2 separate regions of the Homo sapiens genome follow, and region 1 is linked to region 2. A link is a loop called in an ENCODE intact Hi-C map of the cell type or tissue named here. Cell type or tissue: endothelial cell of umbilical vein. All regions are shown on one strand. Links, peaks and the distances in the headings refer to the core of each region. The heading gives the core; the rest is flanking DNA.

Region 1 (7,949 bases), core at 3,518-6,017, 110 kb after region 2:
GTTTATGAAGGTGTCTCTTTGAGGTGGTGGTCATCTGGCAGGGTCAGTAGAGCTTAGATTGAGCCTTGTCAAGGCCCTGGGTGATGAGTGGGATTTAGTTTCTCTAGCTGTGAAATTGAAAGGATGCTATTTAATAGTGCTATTAGGGAGAAAATATTTGCTCTGTTGAATACTTTCAAAATATCATTACAATGTACATGCTGTGCTATACCATATAGATACATTGGAGCCAGTGTCTCGCATGAAAATATTTTGGATGAATATGTAAACCAATGTTACCTTTGTTTTTTGCTCTAGTTTTTACAGCTCTGTCTGAAGGTGCACCAACCTTACAAGGAAGATCAAACAGCAAGCCTGTTCTTTGAAGAATACTTCTTTATTATCATTAAAAAAAATTTAGGTTGCTTGCACCCAAAGGCAAAAAATAGCCATTCCTCGTACTGAAAGAAACAAGTTACTCAGATAGGAAAGAAGAACAGATATTTAATAAGGAAATATTCCTTCCTGTTCCCACTTTCAGGGAGGCCTCTTAAGACATGAAGAGGACCAAAATAACAATTGCAGTATAACTTCACATGGTGGGGTGGGGGGTGTGGAGTTCAAATGTGGTTGATCAAAATAGTGTTGTTACTTTCGTTTAGACTTGATTCCAACATGTAAAAAAATCAGGCACTTTAGTGGGAGTGATTTTAACTTCAGTAGTGAAAGGGCAATGCAATTAAGAGTTAGGGTAGTGTTTCTCAAACTTCATCCTCAGAGGTGCTTTAGAAATTGACTACCTTTGGTTTGAATTTATTTTTAGAAATATATCTTCTTTTCAGTATTTTTAAAACTGTAAAAGGTAAACCATGTTTTCTCAAATGTGTTAAATGGAATTTTAACTCATTATGTTTCAAGTTTTAACCAGTGTGTTGACTTTATAAGAAGTTTATAATATTAACTTAAACTTTAAAAGGTGGTATGCACTTATACCTTTAAGGTATTGGGGTTTCACATAATTTTTCCTTTGACGGGGGAGTGTTTTGCTGCTCAACAGAAAAGGTCTGAAGTCTACTGTGTATGCTAGGGTTATTATGATATTGTAGGACCATTTAGGAAATGAGGAACTGGCTTCTTTAGCATCAGCAAGACTTAGAACACCTGCATATCTTTGCTTAGGCTATTCTGGCCTGGCCCTGGGAGAGGGGACCTTGTGGGCCCTGGAGAACCAGCATGACAGATGGCTTATGTGGCTTAGAAGCCACTGAGGTAGAACCTGAACTTGTTCAAGCCATGAGAGAATAAGGCCAATGAGGAGCCTTCAGGGTTCCCTGGTACTGTGTTAGCAATTCTGCATGGGTAATGGATCTTGTGATGCTTGGCAAGGCATATAGAGGGACAGTGCGATCCCAGAAAGGGAGCTGGGACAACAGTGGAGAAGTTGAGGAAAGATGCTCTTTCTTATTTTGCCCCCCTTTGGCGAGGCTATCAGAATTTAGATTTTCAGGAGGAGAAGTCAACCCACACCCCCAGCCATTCCCTGTGGCAAAAGGGAGGTAGGTCCAAAGCTTTCTTTTTCTTGGTTAATTACTATAGTTTGCTTGCTTTAAACGTGTGGGATCGTTCTATATTTACAGGAGCCTTGGGTAAGGTTTACTGTCTGTGGTTTTACTTCCCCCTGGAGCAGCACGTTGACATGCGCTAACCCTAAATTACCTTTCTCCCAACCCCCCTAGCTAAAAAAACACACCTACCTTTTAAACAAGCCTCTATTTTGCAGCAGTGTTTCTCAGACTCTGTTAGTTGTATATTTCATATGCTTTTCTTTCTTTTGATGGTGCCTTAGAAAACACGGTCCCAGAATTTGAGGTTCCTGACTTCAGTACACTAACTAGACTTGCCAGGGATGTTTCTAATGGGAATTTGAGATACATGTGAGATGGTGCTTTAGAGCTGATTGAAGCCGATATTGTAAGGCCCTCAAATATCCAGCCTTACCACCTGCCAGGGTTCCCCAAATTATCACTGTTCTAGGTCCTTCGAGCCCCTATTAATAGCAGCACCTGATACCCACGCGGGGCAATAATACATGAATATGTGATCAGCCAGCAACACATTGCTGTCATTTAATCAGACTAACTGGCTATTACTTTTGCAAGGAATAGAGTTCCAGGGGAGGGAAAAGAACAGGATGTCCGGCTTTGCCTACCTTGAAATCTGTCTTGCGTGAGATTTTGCCCATTGTATGTTCTTAATAAAACTCTATGGAAAGAAATTTTATTGGTTAAGGGTAAAGAGAGGTCTAGAGCTTGGGGTACCTCTATGTTGAGAGTTTGTTCTTGGGAGGTTTGTTCTAGGATGCCACTGAAGAGAAAGTTCTCTTAAGAATGTTGCTGCTCTCTCTCAAGAAGAGGGAGGATCTTGATTCTGTTTATTCTCTGTGATTACCTTTTCTCTCTCAGGAGTGCTATTCTGCACTTTGCTAGGAACTTTAGAGTTAAATCATTAAAACCACAGGCATTATACACAGAGCACCTAGGTTATTGTTCTTCTTCTAACAAGGAAGAAACAGAGTGACTCTACAGGGTCATGCAGTTTTCACGTGGCCTCTAGACACCCACTCGACAGTGGCATAGATGCTAGATGCCCACTCGCCAGTGGTGTAGCTTTGGGGCCTTGAGGGCTCTCTTTTCATCTGTGCCATACACGATGTGTAGATATCATCACAGGGTGCGCCTCAGCTGCAGCAGGTTTGGCTCAAGGATGCTGGCGGTCGGCTTCTTCTTGGTGGTCGAAGGTTGAACAGTTCAAAACTTGGAGTTGGGTCTGTCCCAGATTGTACACCTCACGGAAAGGGAGTGAAGTCATGGTGTGGCAACGAGCTGGGGCGTGAGCTAATGTGTATCTGTGTGTGTGTGTGTGTGTGTGTGTGTGTGTGTGGTGGGCAGGGCGGGGGCGGGCAGGAGGAAGTGAGTGTAGCTGTGCTGCCATGCCTCTGTTTGCGTGTGTTTCTATATAAATAGATATTGTAACTAGTATTTTTCCTCCTCTTCCTCCCTCACTGTGGGAGTGGCTGTCAGTTTGTCTGTATATTTTCTCAGTTTGGGAAAAATTCTCACATCAAGAAGGCATTTAGCCTGTGAACCTAAAGGATCAGAGGACAGTCCTGGCAATATTCTGGATCTACGGCTCATTCTCTACAGATTCTCTCCAGGCCCCATGAGTTATGCTGAGTCTTTCCTGAATCTTTGCTGGATTCCTTTTTTCCCCTGCTAACATCCTCTTTTGTAATGGCCTTTCCATATCTAGATTGTTCCTTCTTCCAACATTCAATAGCGTTTGGCCTCCTTGCCTGTGAGGTGAACAAATTGTGGTGTCTTTCTCCCCTGCAGAGGAGTGTACGTGGATGGAAACTTGCTGGAGAGTAGGGGCAGAAGAGAGCTGAAGTTCAAAGTCAGGGTAGGGCCTGTGGTGCATGCCGGGTGGGTGGAGTGAGCAGTGGTGTGGAAAGTTGCTCTCCCAGGCCAGCTGCTTGTGGGAGATAGAGAGCGGAGGTGTGGTCCCTGCGATCTGGGCCAGCCAGCCTCTGGGCCCAGGGATGGGGGCGAAGCTCTCAGGTATCCTTCATAGCCACGGATAATGTGCCAAGGGCCTGGTATTTTCTGGCTCAGAGTCTAGGCATGAGGCCTGCCTCCTCAGGACCCTCTGTGGTTTTCTTGCCCCTAAATTTTGCCTTATCTTCTCCCCATGAGTTTCTCAGGCTGTATTTGTGGCGATTCTCCTGGTGACTGCATGGTGACAACAGTAAGGCTTCCTTGCAGGTCTGCAGTGGGTGTGGCCAGCTTCCTGTGTGTAGGGGAAAGGGCTTCCCTTGGGAGAATTGGAGAGCCCACCTTTGGAGGTGGGCTCGGTTGAGGGAGCCAGCAGGAGGGCTTCCCAAGTAAGGTTCCACGGAGTCCAAGGGTCCTGAGAAGTAGTAGCAGGAGCACCACAAAGAAGTGTCCCGTGGTCAGGTACACTGGGGAAATGGGGCTGGTTTTGTTTAACCGCAAGTCTTTTCAGGATGTTGGAAGTGGGCATACCCATGGGAATGAGCAAGGCTGTTTGGTGTTTCTCAGGTGTACCTGATCACACAGCCCTCGGAGGACCAGCACTCTGAGGAATGTATTTTTGGGGAAGTGTAGGTATCAGGTCCAGGATTTTGGATCTCAGTCCATGTTCATCCTCAAAGCCCAGTGATGGTGGTCATTTCAGGTGAGCTGGGCTGGACCTCTGAAGGAAGCAAAGATTGTGAGGGTTGCTCTCAAGGGTCTTCTGGGCATGTTTGGAAAAGTGGACAAGATGGCGGTGTCAGCGAAAAAGAGCAGGGGGCAGGTGGGCCCCTGGGCAGGAGAGGGTGGGGGGAAAGGGAGCCAGGTGAGGCACCTGAGAAGTTGTGGCAGCCTCTTAGGGACAAAGCTGAATTTCCCTGAGACTAGAAACCTCTTCTTCCGAAAACTCTGATACTTTTTGTACTGGGCCTATCTCTTGTCACTTAGGCAAATTCCTTTTCAGTTAATGGGACCAAAGAGAGATGTTTTTGCCTCCCCCTAAGCTGGAGGTAGTTGGCTTAAAGTGGAAGAATCCCGAGGAGGCGGGGACCTGGTAAGGCCCCCATCATTCAGCTGCCCTCTCACACCTGAAGAGCCACTTCTCTGCTCCAACTGTGGCTGGCTTTGTGTTTTGTTTTAACCAGGAAGGCTGTTCCCCGTGACCTCAGGGGCCACATCCTGCTTCTGCTGCCTGCCTTGCCTTTGCACCCTTTGAGTCAGTGCTGCTCAGCCAGCAGCCCCTTTCTGAGTCACAGCCACACAGCTGGGCCAACCGTGCGTTGGTTTCCTTCCCCTTAGCAGGACTTAGAGAATCTCAGAACTTTAGAGCTAGAAGTGCCTTTAAGGATTATTTAGTCCGCCTTCCCATTCTATTGATAAGTAAGCTAGGCCCAGAGATGTACTAGCTCAAAGGCACCCTAGTACTTAGTAGTTGACTGGATGGTCCCCTTGACTCCCAGTTCAGCCTTGAACTTCTGGGGCCTCATCTTGCTGTGGTTCAAGTCTTTGGAGGTATGAGAATAGAGGGAGCCATGATGTCACTCCAAGTGTCTAATAGATGAACTTCCAGGAGAAGATGTCTTTATCTTTGACCTTCTGGCTTATCTGAAGAGTACAGACTCTTAGGAAAACCTCTCTTAAGTAAAAGAGAGGATTATTAAATTATAGGACAGCAAGAGAGCAAAGATCTCTCTTGAGCAGGGAAAGAGGCTTAAGTCATGGGATACTGGATGTTTGTATTTTAGGAGGCTCAGAGGGCAGAAGGGACATATTTCACTTGAGATGATTCCTTTTGCCTAAAATCCTTACCCCCACACTCCCACCATCAACCAAGCACTGGTCATGATGATCCTATCACCCCCTTCCTGTATTGGGGAAGCAAGGGCCTTTGGTATACTTGATTTGACACACACACACTCTCTCACTTCTCACTCACACTCTCACACTCACATGCTCTCACACACACACTCTCATTTTCTCACACACACTCCACACTCACACACGCACACACTCTCACACACTTTCTCACACACACACTCACACACACTCATACACTCACACACTTTCTCACACACACATATTCTCACACACACCCACACTCACACACTCATGCACACACACACACTTTCACACAAACACACACACACACTTTCTCTCTCACACACACACACTCCCTCTCTCCCCTGTCTCGAATCATTTTGGGGGCATAAACATAAAACCTGGAAATCAACCTGTTTTCTAATCTTTTTTTTTGAGACAGAGTCTCACTCTGTCACCCAGGCTGGAGTGCAGTGGTGTGATCTTGGCTCACTGCAAACTCCACCTCCCAGATTCAAGCGAGTCTCCTGCCTCAGCCTCCCAAGTAGCTGGGGCTACAGACACACACCACTATGCCTGGCTAATTTTTGTATTTTTAGTAGAGATGGGGTTTCACCATGTTGGCCAGGCTGGTCTTGAACTCCTCATCTCTGGTGATCCACCTGCTTCAGCTTCCCAAAGTGCTGAGATTACAGCCGTGAGCCACCCCATGCCTGGCTGTTTTCTTTACTATAGAGTTGCAGCTTTGGCTTATTTTGAAGACAAATTGTTGGTTATCAATAGACTATAAAGTGCTAAGTCTATAATCTCATGAGTACTATTTCTAATGAGTATATTTTCCTTCCTGAAAGGTGCAGATTCACTTTATAGGAACAGCTTCAGCTTCAGTGATGAAAAACTGAATTCTCCAACAGACTCTACCCCAGCTCTTCTCTCTGCCACTGTCACTCCTCAGAAAGGTAAGGTCATTAGTTGGAATTTGAGTTTTTTGCTTTTTTATTCCTCTCTCCTTCTCAATCCCTTCTCTGTCCCTTTTATCCCTAAACAATCTTTCTCAAATGTACAAAACAAATAGGTAAGACTAATGTCTTAATACTGTAGAGTATACAGTGGAATTTTTTATTTCTCAGGATTTTAATCAGTGTGAACATGAAATCAGATAATTTGGGGCAGAAAACCTGAAGTCACAGGGAGAAAGAAAATTTGGAGACTAGACTGTTCTCTCTCATGTGATGTAATCAAGACTGTGCAAATGACAGTGTTTCTTAGGAGTCTCCTCCCAGACTTGTTGGTTCTAGAATTTAAAACTCAGCAGTTTGCCTTTGCAGATAGTGGGATTCTTTTTATTGCATTAATTATTTAACCAATGCTTTCAGATGACCAATTTAGCAATTAAATGGGGTTGTCATTATTAGATAAGCTATGATCTAACATGATTTAAAATAGCAGCTCCAGCCTGTCTCTACTGTGGTATTAATAGACCTAAAATGTCTTTAAAGATGCATGAGCAGTTTCTTATTTTTTGGAACTGGTAAAATGTCTCCAGCTAGAGAGTTGAATGTTCTGTTACATTGGACAAGTGCCTTTTTGAAAACAAAAGGAGCTTTTTTTCTTAAGAAAAGTTATACTTGCTGAAAATAGTTGCAGAATGCAATAAAAATGGAACATAGTTAAAAAGAAATGACAATTCCATCACTCTTTTCACTTTGGCAATAAGACAGGACTTCACTCTTTTTTCAGAAGAGGCATTTGAAAGTTCCCTTCTCAACATAGCAACGTTAGCACCCACTGGGAATTCTGCCACTATCCAGCCCTCAGTCTGTAATGAATCAGTTGAATTCAGAGACAGAGCAGTCTAAAAAGTGGCTTAAAACGTGCTCAGATTTGTTACCTGATCCTCAAGAGGTAGGAATTAAAGAGGGAAAAAAAGCCCCTAGTGGCAAATTGACTTAAAAGGCTAAGAACAATTAGCCATTTGTAGCCAGCAGGTGTTAATTAATAAAACTGTCCAGTACTGCATTTCAGGGAAGGCATGAATGATGTGATGAACTCTACAAAAATAAAGTCAGCTATATGAAAAAAATCTCTACATCTCAGGCTCTAGAGAGAACCAAATCAGAATGAGGACTCGTTTCCTTGTGTGGGCACCTGGAGGGGATGAGGCTGTCCTGGGCCCAGAAGACTCATGGCACCTTCCCTGTACCATTTTGATAAGAAACAGTGAACTCTTCATTCATTTCATATTGGAGGAACTCTGAGGGCTGCAGCGTTGCCCTGGGGGGACAGCACAAGCAAGAATGCATCAGAAGGCTAGTGCCGCAGGAATGACACAATCTAGGTGTCTGCTCTGCACAGTGCTATGCTTACTGAATTTTTTGACTAATAACTCATATTCTACACAATACAAAAACCAGACTCCTTTTATCTTCCCTTCCTGCTCCTCACTCTCCTGCAAACATTTAAGACAGTGAAGGAAGATTCCTCTTCTAGGTGAGGGAGAAGTGGGGTGGGATGTTTGGAGAGGGTGGTGATGAACTAAAAAATAAAGAAACACTTAGGCTA
Region 2 (7,949 bases), core at 2,838-5,337:
TTCACTTTATTGTGTCCTTTTGCTTGTTTTAGGTTTAATTTGGTCTTTTTTCTAATTTTTTTTTCTTTTTCTTTTTTAAATCTTTGTTTAGAGACTGGGTCTTGCTCTATCACCCAGGCTGGAGTGTAGTGGTGAGATTGTAACTCATTGTAGCATCAAACCCTTGGGCTCAAGTGATCCTACTACCTCAGCCTCCCAAGTAGCTGGGACTACAGGCATGTACCACCATGCCTGGCTAAGTTGTTTATTTTGTAAAGATGGATCTTGCTGTGTTGCCCAGGCTGGTCTCAAACTCATGGCCTAAGTGATCCTCTCACTTAGGCATCCCAAAGTGCTGGGATTATGGGCACGAGCCACTGTGCCTGGTCCTTTCTTTTTTTTTCTTATGTGTGCTATGTGTTACATATGTTTGTCTTTTATTTTGCTGATTTAGTGAGGAAAAACAGGTTTTCTTGAAGGATAAAAATCTGTATTTATTCCAAAAGATAATTAGTAAAATTAGTTTAATTTGGTTTAATTTTTGTTCAACTAAAGGTAACAGTCTGTATACTTTTTAAAATGTCATACGTGGCCGGGTGTGGTGGCTCACGCCTGTAATACCAACCCTTGGGGAGGCCGAGGTGGGTAGATTACCTGAGGTCAGGAGTTCATGACCAGCCTGACCAACATGGTGAAACCCTAAATCTACTAAAAATACAAAAAAAAGTTAGCTGGGCGTGGTGGAATAATCCCAGCTACTTGGGAGGCTGAGGCAGGAGAATCGCTTGAACCCGGGAGGGGGCAGTTGCAGTGAGCTGAGATCGCACCATTGCATTCCAGCCTGGGTGACAGAGCGAGACTCCGTCTCAAAAAAAAAAAAAAAAGTCAAACATGAAACCAAAATGTGCCAGGCCACCGTGGTGGCTCACGTCTTTTATCCCAGCACTTTGGGAGTCCAAGGCAGGAGGATTGCTTGAGCTCAGCCTGGGCAATGTAGTGAGGCAGTGTCTCTACAAAAAAATACAAAAATCAGCCAAGTACAGTGGCGCATTCTAGATACTTGGAAGGCTGAGGTGGGAGAACCACTTGAGCCTGGAAGGTTGAAGGCTGCAGTGAACTTAGACTGCATCACTGCACTCCAGCCTGGGTAACACAGCGAGACCCTGTCTCCCCACTTCCCTGGCCAAAAAAGGAAATCAGTTTTGTTTTTTTTTTTTTTGAGACGGAGTCTCGCTCTGTCCCCCAGGCTGGAGTGCAGTGGTGTGATCTCGGCTCACTGCAAGCTCCACCTCCCGGGTTCACGCCATTCTCCTGCTTCAGCCTCCGGAGTAGCTGGGACTACAGGCGCCCGCCACCATACCTGGCTAAGTTTTTTTGTATTTTTTAGTAGAGATGGGGTTTCACCGTGTTAGCCAGGATGGTCTCGATCTCCTGACCTCATGATCCACCCGCCTCGGCCTCCCAAAGTGCTGGGATTACAGGCTTGAGCCACCGCGCCCTGCCAGTTTTTTTTTGTTTTTTTTTTTTGTTTGTTTGTTTTTTTTAAGATAAGAGTTTCACTCCCGTTGCCCAGGCTGGAGCACAATGGCGCAATCTTGGTTCACTGCAATCTCCACCTCCTGGGCTCAAGCGATTCTCCTGCCTTAGCCTCCCAAGTAGCTGGGACTCCAGGCACGGGCCACTACACCCAGCTAACTTTTGTTGTATTTTTTTGTAGAGATGGGGTTTTACCATGTTGCCCAGGCTGGTCTTGGGCTCCTGGGCTTAAGTGATCTGCCTGCCTCAGCCCCCGAAAGTGCTGTGGGATTATTATAGGCATGAGCCACTGCACCCAGCCCCAAAATGTTTGAAGGCTCTAAGAAGAGGTGTACATTGATTTGGGACTTCCATATTCACTGTTAGAAAGTACTTGTTTTTTAGCCATTAGTTTGTGAGTGTCAGGCTCTTAAGTGAAGACGTTCAATGAGTCAACATCCAGGTTTGCCTAGGCTGGTACACTTTGATTCCATTGAAGTTGGACATCAGTGCTCGTGTGCTTTGAATATGAATATTTGTATTTTCATAAAGTTGGGGAAAATAATACGTAAAGCATTGGTGTGTGTTTTAATTAAATAATAAAGTTTGTAAAGTACTTGGTTTGAATATGTTCAAGAAATGGTAATTTTCCCTTACTCTCTAAATTAGATGGTAAGTCCCACCCTTCTCACACCTCATCTCTGTAGTTACTTTTATTTTATTGTCATTGTTCTTGGACAGTTTACCTCTGTAACTAGCCCCTTCAGCACCAAAATTATCACTAGTAATTGTGCTTATATCAGAACCTAATTCAGCAATTTTGGTCCTTGCTGGTAAAGTAGTGTACTTAATTTAGTAACTTTCATATTGCAGTGACATTTTAAACCTGTGATTTGTCTCTTCATTGCGAAAAAAATGTGTATCGGTTATGATGTTGTGGGACTTTGTCTTTAAGGTTAATGAAGAGTTCTTTTAACTCTTACATAAGAAAAGCTGGTCACCAAGGACATACTTTAGGAAATTATAACAGTTATGGTATTATCTTAGGTTAGATTTTATTAACAAAGATAAAAAGCTTCTTCCATCTTGATCTAATGTAGCTGTTAGAAGAAAGTAAACCAGGAGAAGGTGGCTGAACTTGGAAAATTTTTCACATTGTAAGAAAAATGTGGGGCCATAAAATTTAAGGTGGCCATTTATGTTTTTGTTGCGATCTCAGATACTTAAGTGGATTGGCTTTCTTGACTTTAAAATAATGGAGGCAAAACACCATTTTAAAGAAGAATAGCTATTACATATTAATTTGTCATATTACACACTACCTAATTAAATATAAATGGTAAGTAAACTTGAGCGAAATAAGTCTTATACTTGAGTAAAACTTCTTAGATTAACTTTCATAGAAAATTTAGAAAATTGTTCACTTAATTACTGAATGAGAAGTAACCATAAGGCCAGGGCTGGTGGCTCATGCGTGTAATCCTAGCACTTTAGGAGGCTAAGGTGGGCAGATCGCTTGCGCTCAGGAGTTTGAGACCAGCCCGGGCAACAGGGCAAAACCCCGTCTCTACAAAAAATACAAAAATTAGCCAGGTGTGGTGGTGCATGCCTGTAGTCCCAGCTACTCAGGAGGCTGAGGCAGGAGGATGGCTTGAGCCTGGGAGGTGGAGGTTGCAGGCAGCCGAGTTCACACCACTGCACTCCAGCTTGGGTGAGAGAGTGAGACCCCGTCTCAAAAAATAAAAATAAAGTAACTATAAATTTTGGCTTGGCACAGTGGCTCATGCCTGTAATCTCAGCACTTTGGGAGGCCTAGGTGGGCGGGTCACCTGAGGTCAGGAGTTGGAGACCAGCCTGGCCAACATGACGAAACCCCCTCCCTACTAAAAATACAAAAATTAGCCAGGCATGGTGGTGCACACCTTTAGTTCCAGCTACTCAGGAGGCTGAGGCAGGAGAATTGCTTGAACCTGGGAGGCAGAGGTTGCAGTGAGCTGAGATCACACCACTGTACTCCAGCCTAGGCAACAGAGTGAGACTTGGTCTCAAAAAAACAAAAATTTATGTATATATAAAATATATTCAAGAAGTATGCCTAATGAACCGCAACGGTCAGTCCCCTTTGTTGTTTTTTTAAATGTAGGAGATATCCTATGAATTTTCCATTACCTTTTTTCCCCCGTAATCAGATCTTGTTTTGAAGTTCTGAATCTGGAGATCTGTTTTATTCAGAAGTATTTATATTCTTTTATGAAGGATTATATGTAACTTCAGTGTATGTTTTGTGGTACCCTTTATTGTTAAAACTGACTTCTTTAAAAATAGGTTTCACCCCTTCATCTCTACTAAAAATAGAAAAATTAGCCGGGTGTGGTGGCGGGTGCCTGTAATCCCAGCTGCTCAGGAGGCTAAGGCAGAGAATTGCTTGAACCCAAGAGGCGGAGGTTGCGGTGAGCAGAGATCGCGCCACTGCATTCCAGCCTGGTGACAGAGCGAGACTCCATCTCAAAACAAAACAAAACAAAACAAAACATAGGTTTCACCCTAGAGATGCATAAACGTCCGCCCTTTTAAAAGCCACCTCTGGTTGCAGTTTTAGCAACTACCAGTAGATGGCGCAAGTTCCTGAAAAAAAATTATTTGCCTTTATAAGTTTAACAACTTGAGTACTAAATTTCTAAGTTTGTAAAAAAGGTTTTTAAGTTACAGATATTCTAGGTGAGATTGGTGGAGAGGTTATGGTGGATTAAAAATGTCTGTTAACTTTAATTTTGCTTAAAAAAAAGTCTTTGCAATTTTTTTTTTTATCAGTGGTTCTCAAACTCTTAATTGTGTATCAGAATTTACAGACGGCTTGTTAAAAACAGACTGTACAGGCCAGGCATGGTGGCTCACACCTGTAATCCCAGCACTTTGGTAGGTGGAGGCGGGAGGATTGCTTGAGCCCAGGAGTTCCAGACAAGCCTAGGCAATGTAGTGAGACTTTGTCTCTTAAAAAAAAAAAAAAAAATTATCAGGGCATGGTAATACATGCCTGTAGTCTTAGTTGCTTGGGAGGCTGAGGTGGGACAATTGCTTGAGCACAGGAGTTCAAGGCTACAGTGAGCGACTATCACACCACTGCACTCCAGCCTAGGTGACAGAGGGCGACCCTGTCTCTTACACACACACACACACACACACACACACACACACCCCAAAACAGATTGTACAGAATATTTCTAACAAATTGCCACATGATGGTGACACTAATGTTTAACAGTATTATTAATGATCTGAAGATAACACTTTCAGAACCATTGTTTTTAAATTAAACAATCTTTGTTTTTTAAAAAAGAAAACACAAAGAATGTACCCATTTTCTACTACCCTAATGTCTGGTCATATTTTCATTGAGTATGTGGTGTCTGTACATACATGTTTTAGTGAAGTCATAGTATGTGTAAATTTTTTTCACATTCTGCTTTTTCTCTTATTTACACATGTTCCTTACTGTTAATGTATAGTCCTACCTTATTTCCACATTGTCCATTGAACTTTACTAGAGATCCTGCCGTATACTGCAGCATCATGTGAGAAAGCTATCATGTAGGCCTGAAAAGTGTTACAGTTTGGCCTTGTGTTTTGACTAGTGTCTAGGATGATCAGTGGTTTCATGGACACTGTCCTGTGTCTTTGTGGCATGAGGAGTAATCCGGATTCAAAATAAAGCTAATTAAATTATACCTTCTTATATTAAATGGTATGCGTGAAGAGGTTTCTTTTGTAGCCATATATGCAAAAATCTGTTGAGTTTGTGACACATGACCACTTCAGTGTGAGGGGAACCATAGTGAATTTTGGTTAGTTTGTAAAGAGGCGTAGGGAAATAAGAGAAATATAATTGTTTTTCTGAAAATAAAGATGTCAAAGCCCCAGTTTTCACAAAACAATGAAGAAATATTCCTTTTAAAATATAGAACGCTTCATGAATGTGTGTGTCATCCTTTCACAGGCGCCATGCCAATCTCTTACTGTTCCAATTTTGGTATACGTGCTGCTGAAGTGAGCACCAGACCTTATTTTGTAGTAGGTAGATAAGTAAATTGGTTAAGAAACCCCGTAATTATAGTAAGTACAATACAATTATTATATTGTAGGATTGCTAACAATAATAAGCAAAAGAGTCATTTTTAATTTCACTTATTTTCAAACCTTGAATCATTTCACTTTTTTGCAATGCATGACATTTTAGAAAATCTGAATATTTATATAATGTGTCCCTTATAGGAGTGGTCCATTTTTTTTTTTTTTTTTTTGTCTTGTGAGTGGTCCATATATATAGCAATGTCCATTATTTTGTGTTTTTTTCCACCCCTTCTCCAAAGCGGGGAAATACTCATGTTAGGAATGGGGACAAAGCAGATACCCTAGTCTTTTAATTAATTTATAGTTCTGAAATAAGCTGTATATTTTCCAAATGTAATTTAAACCATAATAGGTAAAAATACCTTCAAGAAGATATTTTTAAATTTTAAAAATATGTTTCTTTAACAGGTTTCTATAATCCAGGAACTTGTTACTAATTATGAAGCCTCTCTTAAAACGTGTGACTTTTTTAGCCCATATGGTAAGTTTAAATTAGATTGAATTGGAATTTGATTACTCATTTCATTTTTAATCACAGTAATGCTCTTTTATGTATATTATGTGTGTGCTACCTAATGGCTACTTAATAAATGGCTTTCAAATTGGTGAATGAAATGAGAGCACTTTCAATCTTACTTAATTTAAATTTTCCATAATCCTATGAGATGGGAGTTAACCTTGTGCGGTTTTTTTGTTTGTTTGTTTGTTTTTTGAGACGGAGTCTCATCCTGTCACCCAGGCTGGAGTACAATGGCACAGTCTTGGCTCACTGCAACCTCCGCCTCCTGGGTTCAACTGATGCTCCTGCCTTAGCCTTCTGAGTAGCTGGGATTACAGGCGCCTGCCACCACTCCTGCCTAAGTGTTGTATTTTTAGTAGAGATGGGGTTTCACCATGTTGGCCAGGCTGGTCTCGAATACCTGACCTCGTGATCCACCCGCCTCAGCCTCCCAAAGTGCTGGGATTACAGGCGTGAGCCACCACACCTGGGCTTAACCTTGTTTTAACATGAGGAAACATACTTGAGAGGTTGAATGGCTTGCCTAAGACCATGTAGTTAGTTTATATTGGAACCTGTTTTTCCTGAATCCCTAAATTCTCTGCTTTTTCTACCCTCTTATTACTTTTAATCCTCTTTAGTTTGGTCCTTTGTTTCTATATTTGTAGGAGCATATATAAATCAAGGCAAGTTACTTTAGAAAACACTAGAATGTTTTCAGTCATGCACAAAGTAACTTCCGGGTTCCTTATGTGTCTCTTACATGTCATTACTCTGAGTATTTTTCTGATGTTTTTTAAGAGAGGGGATCTCACTGTGTTGCGCAAGCTGAACTTCTGGGCTCAAGTGATCCTCCCACCTCAGCCTGCTGAGTGGCAAGGACTACAGGCGTGTGCCACCATGCCTAGCTGATTTTGTGTGCGTGTGTGTGTGTGTGCATACGCGCGCACACGCGGGGGTTTGGGGGAGGTTTCTAGAGGTGGGATTTTGCCATGTTGTCCAGGCTGATCTTGAACTCCTGAGCTCTAGCAATCTGCCTGTCTCAGCCTCCGAAAGTGCTGGGATTACAGGTGTGAGCTGCCACACCCTCTATGAGTTTTTTTAAGGCACATTCCAGACTTACTGTTTCATCTGTAAATATCTTAGTGTGCATCTCTATTTAAAACACGTAAACAGAAGAAGTCATCGCAGTGCCATGTCACACAAAACCTCATAACATAATATCTGATACCCAATCTTAGTGTGCATCTCTATTTAAAACACGTAAACAGAAGAAGTCATCGCAGTGCCATGTCACACAAAACCTCATAACATAATATCTGATACCCAGTCCGCATTCACATTTCCCCCATTATCCAAAAGAAGTCTTTGTGTTTGGTTTATTTGAGTATAGATCCAGTTAAGGTTCACACCAAATAATTGGTTGTTATATCTCCATAAGTTGATGGTTATGTCTCATTATTTTAATCTAGAACAATAACTCTCCCCTCCCTTTCAAAAAAACAGTCATTTGTTGAAAGGTCATTTGTCTTACATATCCCATATTCTAGATTTGGTTGATTGCCTTTCTCATGGTATCATTTGCTGTATTTCACTGTCATTCATACTTGTAAGTTATAGTTAGGTTTACTTGCTGGATTAGATTCAGGTTCTGTTTAAATACGGGTGGTGCTTTGTGCTTCCTGTTGTGTCATGTCAGGAAGCTTGAGACATTCTGGTTTTCTCTCTTTTTTGATGTTAAGATTGATAAAGATTCAGATGTTGTCAGCCTGTTATACTCATTAAAAAGGTCCATGACGGCGTGGGGGCACGGTGGCTCCACACCTGT

What was found. A loop is a pair of places that touch in the nucleus more often than their neighbours do. Peaks named below come from ENCODE experiments on the same cell type or tissue, not always from the same donor. Only the 100,000 strongest peaks of a DNase experiment are listed, where the experiment ranks them.
Region 1: a loop joins it to region 2, with 6 times the contacts of the local background. A loop is called at or near these places in 10 of 110 quality-filtered maps.

Annotation. Positions count from the first base shown.
Region 1 is chr13:41,460,585-41,468,533 of GRCh38, forward strand. RGCC (regulator of cell cycle) reads left to right here. Exons shown (of 5, transcript NM_014059.3): 3 at 6,239-6,346. Among named protein-coding and RNA genes, the nearest start is that of RGCC, 7.0 kb to the left of the region's middle. RefSeq lists enhancers at 1,256-1,355, 2,789-2,848, 4,628-4,887 and a silencer at 3,920-4,134. In endothelial cell of umbilical vein, for the core only: no CTCF peak of the experiment used is centred there; a DNase peak (open chromatin) is centred at 4,817; H3K27ac peaks cover 2,249 bases.
Region 2 is chr13:41,349,114-41,357,062 of GRCh38, forward strand. It overlaps NAA16 (N-alpha-acetyltransferase 16, NatA auxiliary subunit), which reads left to right. Exons shown (of 20, transcript NM_024561.5): 10 at 6,031-6,103. It also overlaps the pseudogene RNU6-57P. Among named protein-coding and RNA genes, the nearest start is that of NAA16, 42 kb to the left of the region's middle. In endothelial cell of umbilical vein, for the core only: a CTCF peak has its summit at 4,082 (motif pointing right); a DNase peak (open chromatin) is centred at 4,108; H3K27ac peaks cover 1,770 bases.